Linked DNA regions of Homo sapiens: region 1 is linked to region 2. The links are chromatin loops, found by intact Hi-C in ENCODE. Cell type or tissue: Calu3. All regions are shown on one strand. Links, peaks and the distances in the headings refer to the core of each region. The heading gives the core; the rest is flanking DNA.

Region 1 (8,453 bases), core at 72-8,071, 130 kb after region 2:
ACATAGCGAGACCCCCATCTCTACAAAACAAACAAAAAACTGTGACCTATGGATGCCCATGTGCCATGAGTCGAGTACCCTTGGTTGAACAAATCACAGAGAGAGTGGGGACACACTGGCCTGGGATAGGAGCTGGGTCCAGGGAACTTGATGGTGTGTAATCTGCTTTGTTCCAAGTCTACCGAGGAGGTGGCTTTTGAGGAAAAAAAAAAAATCTGCAGAAAGTGAGGAAGTGAGTCATGCAAATAAACATCTGAGAAAAAGAAATCTAGGTAGCATGAGAAGCAAGTTCAAAGGCCTTGAGGTAGACGTGTGCTGGACACGCTGCTGGAATAGAGTGACTGATGGTTAATAGTGTCAATTTGATTGGATTGAAGGATGCAAAGTGTTGGTCCTCGGTGTGTTTGTGATGGTGTTGCCAAAGGAGATTAACATCTGAGTCAGTGGACTGGGAGAGGCAGACCCGCCCTCAATCTGGGTGGGCACCATCTAATCAGCTGCCAGTGTGGCTAGAATAAAGCAGGTGGGAGAAGATGGAAGAGCAGACTGGCTGAGTCTTCTGGCCTTCATCTTTCTCCCATGCTGGATGCTTCCTGCCCTCAAACATTGGACTCCAAGTTCTTCAGCTTTTGGACTCTTGGATTTAGTGGACTCTTAGACCACTGGTTTGCTGGGGCTCTTGGGCCTTTGGCCACAGACTGAAGGCTACACTGTCAGCTTCCCTACTTTTGAGGTTTTGGGACTCAGACTGGCTTCTTTGCTCCTCAACTTGCAGACTATCATGGGACTTTACCTTGTGATCATGTGAGTCAATACTCCCTAATAAACTCCCTTTCATAGACACATCTATCCTATTAGTTCTGTCCCTCTAGAGAACCCTGACTAATACAGTGACCAAGGGTGAGAGCAATGGAGATTTGAAGTCCAGGGTGCAGAGCATGTGGGACCTTGCAGGTCTTAAGAACAACTCGAGTGTTATTCTGAGAAAATGGAGCAGAGGGATTGAACAAAGGAATAACACTATTTGACTTAGGTTTTAACGAGATTGTTGGCAGCTGTGGTGAGAACAGAGTGCAGGTGGGCAAGGACAGAAGCAAGAAACCGTTTGGGAGGCTATTTGAATAGCCCAGGTGAGAAATGGTGGTGGCTTAGATCTTGGTAGCAGTCAGAGACAGAGGGAAAGGTCAAGGGAAATGGCTGAATTCTGTCGATCATTTGAAAATATAGCCAAGAAGATTTGCTGACAGCCTGGATATGGGTTATGGGAGAAAGGAATCGAGGATGACACTAAGGTTTTTGTCCTGAGCCAGTGCAGCTGAGGTGAGGAAGTTTGCAGGAGTAGCTTGAAGTAGAGCGGAGGGTACACATCCAAGACTCTGATTGGGACAGGCAAGTGGGGTGCCTAACACATGTCCAGATAGAGATGTCTAGTAGACAGTTGGATGTACAGCTCAGGAGGGAGACAGGTTCAGGCTTGAGATATAAACTGGGGAGTTATCGACATATAGATGGCTTTAAAGTCCTGAAACACTAAAGGAGATGACAGAGAGAGTAGATACAAAAGAGGTTTAAGGATTAAACTTAACACTTGGAAGTTGGGAAAATGAAGAGGACCCAGCAAATGGGACAAGAAAGAGTGCCCAAAAAGAGAAACCAAGGGGGACTCCATCTCAAAAAAAAAAAAAAAAAAAAGAAGCCAGGTCGGGCACGGTAGCTCACACCTGTCACTCCAGTGATTTGGGAGGCTGAGATGGGAGGATTGCTTGAGCCTAGGAGTTTGAGACCAGCCTGGGAAACATACCAAGACCCTGTCTCTACAAAAAATTTAAAAATTAGCCAGGCTAGGCCAGGCACAGTGGCTTCTGCCTGTAATCCCAGCACTTTGAGAGGCCAAGGTGGGCAGATCACCGGAGGTCAGGAGTTCAAGACCAGCCTGGCCAACAGGGTGAAACCCCGTCTCTACTAAAAATACAAAAATTAGCCAGGCGTGGTGGCAGGTGCCTGTAATCCCAGCTGCTCTGGAGGCTGAGGCAGGAGAATGGCTTGAACCTGGGAGACAGAGGTTGCAGTGAGCCGAGATCACACCATTGCACTCCAGCCTGGGTGACAGAGTGAGACTCTGTCTCAAAGAAAAAAAAAATTATCCAGGCATGGTAGTGCACACCTGTAGTCCAAGCTACTCTGGAGGCTGAGGCGGGAGGATCACTTGAGCCCAGGTCAAGGTTGCAGTGAGCTATGATAGTGCCACTGCGTTCCAGCCTGGGCAACAGAGTGAGACCCTTTCTCAAAAAGAGAGAGAGAGGAGACAGCTGGGCATGGTGATGCACACCTGGAGTCCCAGCTACTTGGGAGGCTGAGCCAGGAGTTTAAGGCTATAGTGTGCTGTGATGCTTGAGCCTGTGAATAGCCATTGTACTCCAGCCTGGGCAACATAGCGAGACCCTGTCTCTTTAAAATAATAAAAGAAGGCAAAAGAAGTGAGTAGGGTATTGTGGGAGCCAAGGAGTAAAGTATTTCAAGGGGAAAGTGATCAACATGTCAAATGCTGCCACTAAGGACTGAGAAGTGACCATTGGACTTTGCAAATGTTGGAGAGCTTTTGTGACTAGGGCAGTTGCAGTTTGGTAGAGAGATGAGGTCTGATTGGGTAGGTTCATGGGAGAATAGAAGCAGAGAAATTAGAGACAATAAACAGAAGCAACTTTTTTTTTTTTTTTTTTTTTTTTGAGATGGAGTTTCTCTCTCTCTCTCACCCAGGCTGGAGTGCAATGGCACAATCTCGGCTCACTGCAACCTCCGCCTCCTGGGTTCAAGCTATTCTCCCACCTCAGCCTCCTGAGTAGCTGAGATTACAGGCGCCTGCCACCACACCCGGCTAATTTCTGTATTGTTAGTAGAGATGGGGTTTCGCCATGTTGGTCAGGCTGGTCTCAAACTCGTGACCTCGTGATCCACCCGCCTTGGCCCCCCAAAGTGCTGGGATTACAGGCGTGAGCCACCGTGCCTGGGCTTTTTTTTTTTTTTTTTTTTTTTTAAAGGCTGGAGTATTGAGCAGAGCACATACGGGCTGGAGTGCAGTGGCACAATCATAGCTCACTGCAGCCTTGAACTCCTGGGCTCAGGCAATCCTCCCACCTCAGCCTCCCGAGCAGCTAGGACTACAGGCTCACACACCACTATACCCAGGTACATTTTTATTTTTTTTCTAGAGACAGGGTGTCACTGTGTTGCTCAGGCTGGTGGTCTCCAGCTCCTGGCCTCAAGCAATCTTCTTATCTCAGTCTCCTGAGTCACTGGGATTACAGGCATCAGCCACAGGGCCTGGCCCAGAAGCAACTCTTATTAATTAATATCAAAGAAATAGTAGCACGTGTGCTGATGGGAGTGATGCGGTAAATAGGAGAAAACTGGTGATGTGGTAGAGAGGAAAGAATTGCCACAGCCTGTTCTTGAGAGGGGATAGAATCTAGCACTCAGTGGAGAGGCTGCGGTTGGCTAGGAACATAAGTCATTCGTCTTATTGGAGAGGAAGTGGAGTATCACGGGTTCAGATGCAGGGGGAAGGGAAGCTGCTGTGCTGGGAACTTGTGCACATGCTCTTCTAATAATTTCCATTTCCTCAGTGAAGTAGGAAGCAAAGTCAAGCTCAGCTGAGAGAGTGAAAATAGAGGAGGAGAGGTTGAAAGTTTGAGGAGAGAGTTAAAATATCCAGTGCTAAATTTTGCTTGGATTTCTATGCATCGAAAGCAAGCTCTTCAGTAGTTAGAGCACAAGACATACCAAGCCCAGGAGGGAGTTAAAGCAAAGTCCGAAGTACATTGTAAGATCAGTGTTGGCAGAAGGGAGGGAAGAGAGGAGTGCCAAGGACGCCAGGATGCCCGCAGCAAGACAGGAAGTACCCCAAAGTGGACAAAGGGCATACCAGGTAGGGGGCCAGAGATACCAGTAATGGGGGCCCAAGTTAGACCCCACTGTGAGGTCTGTCAGTGCCTCCAGGAAGCGATAGATAAAGGGCATTCCCTCCATTGTGCCTGTTTACTCCCTTCAAATGGAAGATGGGATGTAGAAGGTCAAGTAGGCCAGGAAGAAACATTTGTTTGCAGGGCCCCCCACCTCCAAGTGGCTGCCCCAGCTTCCCCATTAACACAGGGTGTGCTGTGATGATTATGCCTGTGAATAGCCATTATACTCCAGCCTGGGCAACATAGCCAGACCCCATCTCTTTAAAAATAGTAAAAAAAAATGAAAGAGAGAAGGCAAAAGAGGTGAGTGGGATATTGTGGGAGCCAAGGAATAAAGTATTTCAACGGGAAAATGAAAGTATTTCAAGGGAAAAGTGGCCCAGCTCTTCCATTAACACATGGCAATGGAGTGGGTGGCAGGGGGATGCTATAAGGAAGGAGAGAAGGATGATCTTCTGCACTTTAACAAGCTCCCAGTGCGAGAAGACTGTGGTTCTCAAGTGTGATCCCCAACCAGCAGCATCAGTTTCACCTGGGAAATTGTTAGAAACGCACATTATCGGGCCCCACCCCAAACCTGCTGCTATGGTTTGAAGGCATCCCCTCCAAAATTCATGTGGAAAGGGTATCCCCATGGTGGTGGTATTAAGAGATGGGGCCTTTCAGAGGCGTTAAGCCACGAGGGCTCTGCTGTCATGAATGGATCCGTGCCATATAAAAGGGCTGCAGGGAACGGCTTAGGCTTTTTTTGCCCCTCTGCCCTCTACTATGTGAGGGTGATGCTAGGAGAAGACACCATCCATGGAGCAGGCCCTCACCGGACACTAAACCTGTCGGTGATCTTGGACTTCCTTGATCTTGGACTTCCCAGCCTCCAGAACTGTGAGGCAACATTTCTGTTCTTTATAAATAACTCAGCCTCAGGTATTTTGTTATAAATAACTGAGTCTCAGGTATTTGGTTATAGCAGCACTACGAGACTAAGACATCTAGTAACTCAGAAACTCCGAGTGCAGTGAGGCCCAACAAGCTGTGTTTTAACATGATCATTGGTATGTACACCAAAGTTTGAGAAACAGCGCTTGAAGGCAGCCTGCAGCAGTTTCTGTCTGTTCTTATCCAGTACTGCCACCTATTGGGCAAGCTCTTCAGAAGCTCTGAGGTTAATACAAACATTAGGAAAAACAAAAGGGAATTTCCTTTTTCAATATTAAATAACTTTACAAACCAAAAGCAAACCCTTTGCATTATGCAAACACTAATTTTCCATGGTCACAATGAGTGTATTTAGACTCTTCTGTTTCTTTCATAAAACATTTTGTACCTGCTTTCCATGTATTCACCTAGTAAAACATAGAGTTAGTATTTTTGTTATAATATTCCATCAGGATAAAATTACGTAGTCACAGTGACCACACATTTCAAAGTAAACTGGATGCATGGTCTGGCCAAGCATAAACAGGTGAAGACAATGTGACCTGATATTTGGAATTCATACCATCTGTGGAAATCTTAGACGTTTGTTAGATCACAAATTAGTCTGTTGTTCCACGGTTTTATATGCTTGAGCTCTTTCTGGTTTTCAGTAGTTACTATCAATAAGGTAATAAGTACCATGTTACTATAGCTGGGTAGTTGTTTCTTTGGGATTATAATCCCTAAAGTAAAATCTCTAGCCCAAAATGTATAATAACAGACAGCATTATTTTAAATAAGTTAAAAAAAAAAACTAGAAATAACCCAAAGGTGTTTGCAACAACCTTATCACAACATAGTGCCAAGGAATCTTGCCAAGGTTCCTGGCTTCCCAGCATCTTTGGAAGCTTTGTTAGTCCTGCCTCCTTGGTAGAAGCCAGAAAACTTGCTTTCTCGGCTTCCTTTGCAGACAGTTCACACACGACCCAGGGCTCATCCATCAGCCATCTCAAAATCGGACTGATTACAAAGTGAGCAATGTGAAGAAGCAGGAAACACATGGAACCTACTTTCTGGTGAGGGTGGCAACGGCATCCAGAATCCAGAGGTTCTGGAATCCAGTTCTCAGTATCACAGGTGCAAGCTGTGGGTCCACATCCAGTGGTCTTCACTGGACAGCCAGTGATGCGGTTTGAGCAGTACTCCAGGCTGAGTAACATTTAAGTCCAACACTCCGGCCCTCTCAGAGATCTGTGAACTAATTTTCTTTGTTTGTTTGTTTGAGACAGATTCTCATTCTGTTGCCCAGGCTGGAACTCAGTGGCACGAACTCGGCTCACTGCAACCTCCGCCTCCTGGGTCCAAGCGATTCTCCTGCCTCAGCCTCCCGAGTAGCTGGGACTACAGGCACCCGCAACCACGTCTGGCTAATTTTTTGTATTTTTAGTACAGATGGGGTTCCACCATGTTGGCCAGGCTGGTCTCAAACTCCTGACCTCAGGTGATCTGCCCACCTCAGCCTCCCAAAGTGCTGGGCTTACAGGTGTGAGCCACCGCGCCTAGCCCGTGAACTAATCTTCTTTAATAAACTCCCTCTTGGGCCAGGCGCAGTGGCTCATGCCTATAATCCCAGCACTTTGGGAGGCCAAGGTGGGCGGATCATCTGAGGTCAGGAATTTGAGACCAGCCTGGCCAGCATGGTGAAACCCTGTCTCTACTAAAAATACAAAAATTAGCCGGGTGTGGTAACAGGTGCCTGTAATCTCAGCTACTTGGGAGGCTGAGGCGGGAGAATCGCTTGAACCCAGGAGGCGGAGGTTGCAGTGAGCCGAGATCGTGCCACTGCACTCCAGCCTGGGTGACAAGAGCAAAACTCTGTCTCAAAAATAAATAAAAATAAACTCCCTCTCTGCCTGCATGATTGTTCTAGTACTTTTGCTACATTACAAATCAACCTAAAACTTAGTGGATTATGTAGTTTAAGTAGGGTTTCTCGATCTCAGCACAGTTGGCATTTGGGACCAGATAATTCTTTGTCCTGGAGGCTGTCCTGTGTCCCTGCAGGATGTTTAGCAGCACCCCTGGTCTCCACCCACTGGAAGCAAGTACCACCATGCACCCACCTCCAAGTTATGACAATATCTCCAGGCATTGCCACACATCCCGGGGCGGGGTGCAGCGCGGTGCAAAATCTCCCCCAGTTGAGAATTACTGGCTTAAAGCAACATTCAAGTATTGAGGACTGTATTAGCTGGGAGGGTCTGGCTTAGTGTGATTCATGCAGTTGTAGTCAAATGGTAGTTAGAGCTGGACCAGTGGGGGATTGCAGCAGCGGGGGGCTGGCTGGAAATCTTTTTCTTCTCATGTAGCCTCAAGGGCTCTTCCCATGATCTCTCTGTATGAGCTTGTTTGGGCTTTGTCATAGCATAGTGACGTCAGGTTTAACTACTTGTATGGAAGCTCTGGGCTCCAAAGGGGTGTCTCAAAAAACTAGGTAATGCCTCTTAAGACCTAGCCTCAGAAATCACATGTTACCATTTCCACCATAGTCACAAGATTCAAGGGGAGGGAACACAGATGCCACCTCTCCATAGGAAGAATGCTAAAGTTACATTATAAGGTCATGTGGAATGGGAGACATTGTTGAGAATTTCTTTAGGAAAATCTCATCTGTCCCAGTGATCAACGTCACTACTCATCAGGAAAATGCAAATTAAAACCATGAGATACCTCTACAAATCCCCAGAATGGCTAAAAATAAAAAGGCTCATAATACTAGGTATTGGCAAGGATGTGGAGCAACTGGAACTTTCATACATTGCTGATGGGAATATAAATTGGTACAACCACTGTGGAAACATTATTTAACTGTATCTACTAAAGCTAAATACATGCCTGGTCTATGGCCCAACAATCTCTTTCCTAGGTTTGCACCTAAGAGAAATAAATGCATATGTATACCAAAAGACATGAATGAGAATGTTCCTAGAAGTTTTATTCAGCATAACTAAAAACTGGAAAAGAACCAAATGTCTGTCAATAGGAGAAGGAATATGTGATCTATTCATCCAATAGAACATTACACTGCAATACAAAAGGACAACTTATATACACAACAAGGGTGAATCTCCTAACTATATGTTCAGCAAAGGAAGTCAGACACATACGTATGGTGTAATTCCATGTATATAATGTTCAAAAACAGGAAAACTAATCGATGATGATAGAAATCAGAGGAAATGGTTACTTGTAGTGGGAAGAGGGGATTCATACTGGGAAGAGGCACAAAGAACTTCTGGAAGGCTGAGGAGGATCATCTATATTTTGATCCAGGTGGTGATTACACAAGTGTATACACATGTAAAAGTTAAGGTGTATAATGTATTAACTCTCTTTGAGTACTTTATTCCATTCCTCAGTAAAAAGTAGAAATAGGCCGGGCGCAGTGGCTCGTGCCTGTAATCCCAGCACTTTGGGAGGCCGAGGCAGGCGGATCACCTGAGGTCGGGAGTTCAAGACCAGCCTGACCAACATGGAGAAAGCCCATCTCTACTAAAAATACAAAAATTAGCTGGG
Region 2 (8,453 bases), core at 346-8,345:
AGCTGAGCAATGATGGAGAAGTGAGGAACATATTCCCAGGTATGGTACAGCCTAAAAGAGCTGGGAAAAGTTTGCTCCAAATACTAGATCAGAGAAGCTGTGTCTCCCGTGGTACTATACATTAGAGTAGCAATTCTCTCCATTCTTTGCCTATATAGTCCAGAACTCGTTCGGAAGTTTAAACCACGAGTTCAGGGTCATAAGCTGATTCCTGTGTGATTCAGTCTGGTAAACATGTGGCATAGCAGATTGCATTGTTGTCCTCAATTCTTTGCCCTTCCCCACATCATACCCTCTGTCTTGTGGCTTTATAATTCCTCTCACTAGAAGCAAAGTGTACTTCCCCATCTCATTGATGATACTGGGCTTGGCCATGTGACATCCTTTGGCCAGTGGGATGTTAGCAGAGGCTTAAAATGTGCTTCGCAGTTGGGCTTGTTCACTTATGTCTGTGCCATTTTTGTGAGCAGAGCATGGCCTACATATCCTACTAGTGCAAAGAGGATGAGAGGCACTTAGAGTATACCTAGGCCCAGCCTGCTCCTTAGAACCAAGCCCAGTCAGGGCTAGCCTAGATAAGCCAATCCACAGATGCATGAGCAAGAATAAATGATTGTTGTTTTAACATAATGAATGTGTTTTGGGGTAGTTTATTATACATCATAATTGTGGCAGTAGCTGACTGATACATAAGGAATACAGGCATAAGCAGCAACTGACAATAAGTATCTAATGGTGTGTGTGTGTGTGTGTGTGTGTGTGTGTGTAGGCACCTTGAAGGGGGTTTCAGCACACATCTTTCACCATGATGAGATGCAACACTTCTTCCACAGCATCATCCTCACACAGCCAAAAGGACCATGCATCTACATGCATACCAATACCAAGGGAATTTCTTTCGCTTTTTTTTTTTTAACTAAACAGTAGGACAGCTGTTTCTACAAAGCCCATAATTCAAATGTTGTGACTGGGATGCTTCTAAAGTTTCCCTTTTCAGTGGGTAACACCTGATAAACCAATTCCCTCCTGGGTATTCATGTGTAACTAGAAGCCTCAATGATGTAGACACAGCTGTGGTAGTCATAGAAAGGATTGGCTATGGGGTTCAGACCAGCGGTATGCTATAACAGACTTGCACCAACTTGCAAGAGCTGATTGTTAAATCATCAGGAATTTTGCAAGCCAGTTGTTAAACACAGTCATTATTAAAAATTAAATTACATAAACATACACTAGACCTCACCCTGCAGCTCAACTCTGCCCTCAGTTCCCAGGGCCCATCCTGCAAGATGTCTATAGTAGCAGGTCACCTGACTGTGGCTGTGTCCCAGTTATGATTCCTGAACTTTTCCTTTACGCCCTGGCACTGCCTGGTCATAGCTCCTCCCCCAAACCCAAGCCCAGCTCCTGTTATACGGAGTCTTCTTTGGTCCTGTTGTCTTTCTGTTCAGGGAATCTCATTTGGGCTGTAACTCAGAGCTCCTTGTAGGCTTGACTCTTGCTTTACTCTTGAAAATCACTCTCCCAGATTCTAATATCTTTTGCCAAACCCTAGCCAAGTGACCAGCACTTTCAGCCTCTCAAAAGAGCTGTATGTTGACTGCCTGCCCTGACCCAAACACTAATCATAACTCCTAACCCTAATCCCTATCCTCTAGCCCTAGACCAAACTTGAAATCCTAATGCTAACCCTAATCTAAACTCCTAAAAATCACCCTAAATCCTAGCCCTAATGGTTGCTCAAACCCTTAACCCTAACCCAAACACCAAACTCCACCACAACACTAACCCCACATTCTATCACATAACTCCAATCCCTACTACCTAACCCTAACCCCCCAAACCCAACCCTAACATGTAACTCCAATGCCTAACCTTAATCCCCAACCCTAACCCTAACTCCTAACCCTAACCTCACCCCTAACCCCCAATCTCTTTCTCCAGGATCCTCTGCCCGCCTTCCCACTGCTACAACCACTTCTCCATGCTCCCTTACTGGGTCAGCTGCTTTTCTAGAGAAGGACTCTATTTCCCCAAGCCCTTTAGGCCAGTCTAGGCCAACCAGCTGGAAACTCTTTGGTCAACACTTGGAGGCTTCTCTGAGTGCCTGAACCATATTTGGGTCTAACTTTCCAATCCCAGCATCTCCCCGCCAGCCCAATCCTGCTCTCAAAAATCATTTCTCTCCCAGCCCAATCCCGAGACAGATGACAAGCATCAGTTACATGGGAAATTAATTTAGGCGAAAAAACTCTTCCTTCCGAATGTAAATTAGGCAGCTTGGACTCTGGAGCCAGCCTGCTCAGCCACTTAACTCCTTGCGTAACCTTGGGCAAGTTACCTTTCCTCCATATGTTCCTCTATAAAATGGGTGTAATAATAGCACCTCTCTCATAGGGTGGTTGTGAGGACTAAAATGAGTTGATATATAAAAGCACTTAGAACAGTACCTGGCACCATAGTAACCACTAAGGAAATGTTTGCTTTTGTAACATTATTATGACTATTACCCAAAAAAAGTGTACATTTTCCTTTTCAGACTCAACTTGCTTTTATGAAGAGGGCAAAAAAAAAAAAAAAACAACAACAAACTAAACATGCTTATTTTAGAAATACAACAAAGAACAGAAAAGTATTAAAAAGAAGGAAAAAAAATAACCCACATCCAGCCAGCTACTTAGATTTCAAGGACAAAAGATAATTTGACTTTGCGAACGTCTGCATATTAGTAGATTTTGAGTTGCTGCAGCCAGACCCAGCCAAGCAGAGCTGTACTTTTATTTTATTTTGCTCTTGGCACTCAACTATAATTCCAGGCATAACATGGGGTCTCTGTATGTTTGTCTTTCCCATTAGGTTGGAAGCTCCCAGAGGAGAGAAACAGTGTCGTTTTAATCCCTGCATTGCCAGTAATGCCCAGCACAGAGCCAGGCCAGGAAAGATGCTCTCTAAATGACTATGTGCCTTGTTCCCCACAGTTGTAACTAGTTTGGAATTCAGTTTCACAGCTCTTTGCTCAGAAATACAGGTTTCTAGCAGAACTATCCTTGAAATAAAATGTAAGAAAAGAATTTCCCAGTGGAATTTGTTGGGGTTTTGTATTACCTCTTCTCACAAATCTTTCAAAAGACTGCTTTCCTCCATTGGGTAATTTCAAACATTTTTACCACTGGGTAACATAGCTCATTAAAGCAGTAATTTTCCACTTGCAGGTACAAAAATGAAAAGAAGACTGGCCAAAACCATTCGCCAAAGAAACATGGCATCTGTTCAGAGCTTATTATTTTTACTAGCTGCCTGCCAAAGACCACAAACCAACGGAGGGCTCTTACTCAACACAGACAACTGTATTCTAATCGACATTGTTCCCTCTCTTAAGTAAGCTTACCAAGTGATAGCAAGTGCCACTCAAGCAGTAAAATGAGAAATGGAAACATGAGGCTTAATGTAGCATGAACATGGGGTTTTTTTAATTGCTTTTTTAAGAAAAATTTGGAGGGAGCAAAAGGATTGAACAGACATGTCAATTTCAGTGAGTAATCCCGCTTTCCATCCTAGCCCACTCTGCCCTCACCTTTCGCTTTGATCTTCTCTCCAGTTGGCCTGATATTCATGGCAGAAAAAGCTGGTCTAACCACACTTTCCTCTTTCCATAAAGGCATTTTATGATGTTTCCATGCAAACCCAATATTCTTACTGACAGTGAAGTAGGGGACAGAGGCAATAAAAAAAGTGGATGTGAAAGCTTACAATACAAAAGAAGAAAGGCTCTTCTCCCAAGTTATGAACAGCTTCTAAATCACATAGAGCATCAGCATCGGCAGAAAATAGATGTGTATGAAAGATATGCTTATGTGTTACATAAATCTATGTGTCTGCCTGCAAAAACTGATAATTAAGAAGCAGAAGAAAGTAATCAAGACTTGACTCTGTATCCCAAAACTCAGGAAAGTGCCAGGGTTGTTTTGTCATTGGTGTTTTTCCTCCCCAGTAATAGATTCTCTTCCCTCTTCCACAAGCATTTTGTAAGGCTATGTTTAGAATAGACGTCAGAGCTGGGAAACCAACCTGCAAAGCAAGACTTTCCCAAGGGTGTCATCTTGTGGTGCTTCTGTGTATTACAACATTTCTTCGACCTGATGCAGACCACAGCTGGAAACAAGAGGCAAATAACTGTGAATCAGTCCTTTGATTTACAAAGTTGAATCAGTCCTTCGATTTACAAAGTTGAACCTTTGCGACTTGGCATTAGATAGTGTGTGGTGGGTGTCAAACACACAGGTGCTGAGAGATGGTTTAAAATTTTTAAGTGCTGCCATAATGTGGAAGTCATACATCAGGAGACAGAATGTTTGGTCGGCCTGAACATTCAGCTAGTTTCATAAAATAGCACACTCAGCACCCCCCTTTTTTTGTATCAAGCCATAAAAATGTTTACAGGCCGGGCACAGTGGCTCACACTTGTAATCCCAGCATTTCGGGAGGCCGAGGTGGGCAGATCACCTGCAGTCAGGAATTCGAGACCAGCCTGACCAACATGGAGAAACCCCCGTCCCTACTAAAAATACAAAATTAGCCGGGCGTGGTGGCGCATGCCTGTAATCCCAGCTACTCGGGAGGCTGAGGCAGGAGAATTGCTTGAACCTGGGAGGCAGAGGTTGCGGTGAGCCGAGATCGCGCCATTGCACTCCTGCCTGGGCAACAAGAGTGAAACTCTGTCTCAAAAAAAAAAAAAAAAAAAAAAAGGTTTACAAAGGGTCACTGAGGAAAGATTCATGAAAATACAACTTCTATAGAAAGGACTTAGAATCGCTGCATTTTAGAGATAGAAGAATCCCTTTAGAGGTGGGCTTAAGCTGGGGACCATAGTCCTGCTTTAGGAAAAATGAACTCCTTGAAATTGAACATAAAGAGTAGTGTTGGCACATACCGGCATTTTAATACATAGAGAATCTATCATTTTTATCAGATTATCAAAAGAGTCCGTGGCCTAAAGAAGATTAAGAACTAATGCTTGGGGCCAGGCGTGGTGGCTCATGCCCATAATCCCAGCACTTTGGAAGGCCAAGGTGGGCAGATCACTTAAGGCCAGGAGTTCGAGACCAGCCTGGGCAACATGGTCAGGGGGGAAACCCCCTGACCATGGGGAAACCCCATCTCTACTAAAAATACAAAAATTAGCCGGGCATGGTGGTAGGCACCTGTAATCCCAGCTACTCGGGCAGCTGAGGCAGAATTACTTGAACCCGGGAGGCAGAGGTTGCAGTGAGCCAAGATCGTGCCACTGCACTCCAGCCTGGGCGACAGAGTGAGACTCTGTCTCAAAAAAAAAGAAAGAAAGAATGCTTGAGATCCTAGCCTCATATCCTCTACAAAAATTCTGTCTACAACAGCCTTGACAGATTCAGTTACTCTCAGGTTAAACTTTACTGTTGTAGAGACACCACTACCTTGAGGCAGTTGTTTAATGCTAATTGCTTCTAAGCATTCAGAAGTTTCATACTGCGTTGGACTGTCAATGGAATGTCAACCCACTGGGCTTAGTTCTACTCTCTACCCTACCACAGCCTGGTCCAGACCTTTTCCAAATGTCATCCCTTTGCATCTTTTGTGTTAGCTTGATGTCCTTCCTCCATGTCTCCCCCTTGCCAGACTATACCTACCTAGCACTTACAGCTTTCACTTGCCATGACTTTCAGAGACCTCATTTCCCAGGTACCCTGTCCCCTTTTTATAAGAGACAGTGATTCTTTGAAAACTTGACATACAAAACTGAATGCACTACCCCCAATGACAGCCCCTTCCACCTACAGATTGCCTTATTTGAACTTGTTCAAAACACTCACACTCTTTTCTATTTCTGCCTCTCTCTCTTCTTTAACCAAGAGTCTTTCACCATTTCCAGTTTAAAGAGCATTCTCTTTAATAAACAATAAGAAAAAGGGGGAAACAAACTAGGAATTGTACGGTTCTTTCTCGTGGTCTTTTGCTTGTATCACTTCACTCACCCCAAGCAGACCTATTTTCTCCTTATTTTATTTCTGGTCTAAATGTAGCACAAATGATTTTTGTATTGCTGACATTAGACTTTCTGAAAATCTGGGCCATTCTATCTTTTGATTTCCAATCTGATAAACTTTTGACATGATTTGTGTTGATTCTTTACTGATGTCTGGTTTCTGTTTCTATACATATCCCTTCAAAATCAAAGCTATTGAAGAGCTGAAGCCTCGACGGCTTCTTTAGATCCACCCCATTCCTCTCCTCTCCAGCTTCCTCTGTGGTTATATATTATGAACAATTCTTCAGCAATCATTTTCTCTTGCTCATCTCTGGTTTTTGGACTCTCCAGCCATGAGCTCATGACCATATTTTTTTGGTAAATTTTTTGACGTGTTCTTTCCCAAACTCTGTGGACATGCCTGGGGATCCCTTTCTTGGCTATGTCAAATTGTCCTTGTCATTTTCTCCTGTTTCCTGTCACCTCCACCATCACCTCATTGATGATCATTAGCACTGGTATATCAGTTCTCCTCATGGCTTCATCAGCACTGTGAGGTAATGACAGTTAAACAAAAGGGACAGTGACAAATGATCAAGGCTGGTGATGAAACTAGAAAGAAATGGATAGGAAGGACAGTTCAAGAAGGAACTCTACAAATGCTGACTGTCTTACAGTTCTCCTCTTGGGCTTGGCCTGGTGCAATGGTGGCAGGCATGGATTTTTGGAGATCAGATGTGGCTCCAATAGCTAGCAATGCAGTGAACAGAAAATGTGCAAGGCCAGGGTGGGTAGAAGCTAATTCCTGGGCCACCAGCAGCACACATCTTCAGAACCTCATGAACTAGAGGACCTGGACCTCTTACAATCCTTTGGCTGGGATTTTCCCAGAAATCTGGCCAGACTGAAGGCATCAGAACATGCAGCTAAGGGACAGAGGACCACTGCAGACAAGCAGATCCACCTAACATAAGCCCTGTAGGCAGCAGGCAATTTCGTGTGAGAAATCGTCCTTGTTTGTGAAATGAACAATTTCCACTCCCTCTGGCAGACGCTATAGGAGTCCTGCCAGTATCCGCTCAGCACTCACCAGCCTTGTACATGCTGATAGCTTTCTATTGCAAGCATCTGCAACTCTGCCTGGGGCTTTTTCCAGCTGCAGGGGGGTGCTCACCAAATACCCAGGGTATGCCAGAAGTTTCAGGAAGCGGCAATGGCAAAATGCCCCAGCTTCTCACCCCAAGTGGGACAACTCAAGCATGTGTTTGCATGGTCTCTCAGATGTGCCCAGCAGGATCAAACCCCAGTTGCCAACAGTGGTCTGCTGCTGACACCGGTAAGATATCCTTTTTTTTTTTCTTTTTTTTTTTTTTTTTTGAGATGGAGTCTCGTTCTGTCATCCAGGCTGGAGTGCAGTGGTGCGATCTCGGCTCACTGCAACCTCCGCCTCCCGGGGTTCAAGCAATTCTCCTGCCTCAGCCTTCTGAGTAGCTGGTACTACAGGCACACGCCACCATGGCCGGCTAAATTTTGTATTTTTTAGTAGAGACAGGGTTTCACCATGTTGGTCAGGCTGGTCTCAAACTCCTGACCTCGTGATCCACCCGCCTCGGCCTCCCAAAGTGCTGGGATTACAGGCGTGAGCCACCGCGCCCAGCCTGGTAACATATCCTGTACTGACTACCTGCCTTCTCTGCCCTGTCCCTCCAATTCTCACTTCCATACTGGTGCTTCCTGGGATCTCTTCCAAGTAAACTACTTGAACTCAGATCCTAGTCTCAGGCTTTCTAGGGGAATTAGCTGAAGACACTCCCTGATTGTAGTTCTTTAAATTACATCCCTTGCTCCCCTTTCCCTCAGGGCTCACACAATGGCCACTCCAGGGAAATTGTTTTTCTGCACCCTACTTGGGACAAGCCGTCTTGTTTTGTGCCTCCCCAGGAAGGTAGTCATGAAGCGGTTTCCACACTTTTCCATGTCTGTTCACCAGCGCACTGCTGATAACATTAAGCACTACTGGGAACCCTGCCTGTGAGCCAGCCTGACCACTCAACCTCAACACCTTCCTGCCAGTCCCCTAAGGCAGTGATTCTCAGGGCATGGTCCAAGGATCCCCACATCCAAATTACCCAGGGAGCATGTTGAAAATGAAGTTTCCTGAGTCCCACCCACTGAATTACAATTTCTGGAGATGAAGCCCAGGAATCTACATTTTAAACGACTTCCAGGGGATCTTACACAGCCTGAAGTTTGAGATCCACTGTTTGGAAGTTTGGGTGGTCACCAATTAGCAGCACCAATTTGCCCCAGTAAGTTCTTTGCCCAGCCTTGTTCAGCAAAACCCATAATATTCAGTGGACGATAGCAGCTGCTTCATTCAAATGGCGCCACCCTTTTCCTGTTTCTGAGTGGCCTTCCCTGAAATTCTGTATGTTTTTCCTGCCCGCGTGGA

Evidence for each region. A loop is a pair of places that touch in the nucleus more often than their neighbours do. Peaks named below come from ENCODE experiments on the same cell type or tissue, not always from the same donor. Only the 100,000 strongest peaks of a DNase experiment are listed, where the experiment ranks them.
Region 1: a loop joins it to region 2, with 3 times the contacts of the local background. A loop is called at or near these places in 10 of 110 quality-filtered maps.

What each region holds. Positions count from the first base shown.
Region 1 is chrX:24,256,398-24,264,850 of GRCh38, reverse strand. No RefSeq gene overlaps it. Among named protein-coding and RNA genes, the nearest start is that of SUPT20HL2, 53 kb to the left of the region's middle. In Calu3, for the core only: no CTCF peak of the experiment used is centred there; a DNase peak (open chromatin) is centred at 5,070.
Region 2 is chrX:24,391,597-24,400,049 of GRCh38, reverse strand. No RefSeq gene overlaps it. Among named protein-coding and RNA genes, the nearest start is that of SUPT20HL1, 35 kb to the right of the region's middle. In Calu3, for the core only: no CTCF peak of the experiment used is centred there; a DNase peak (open chromatin) is centred at 4,069.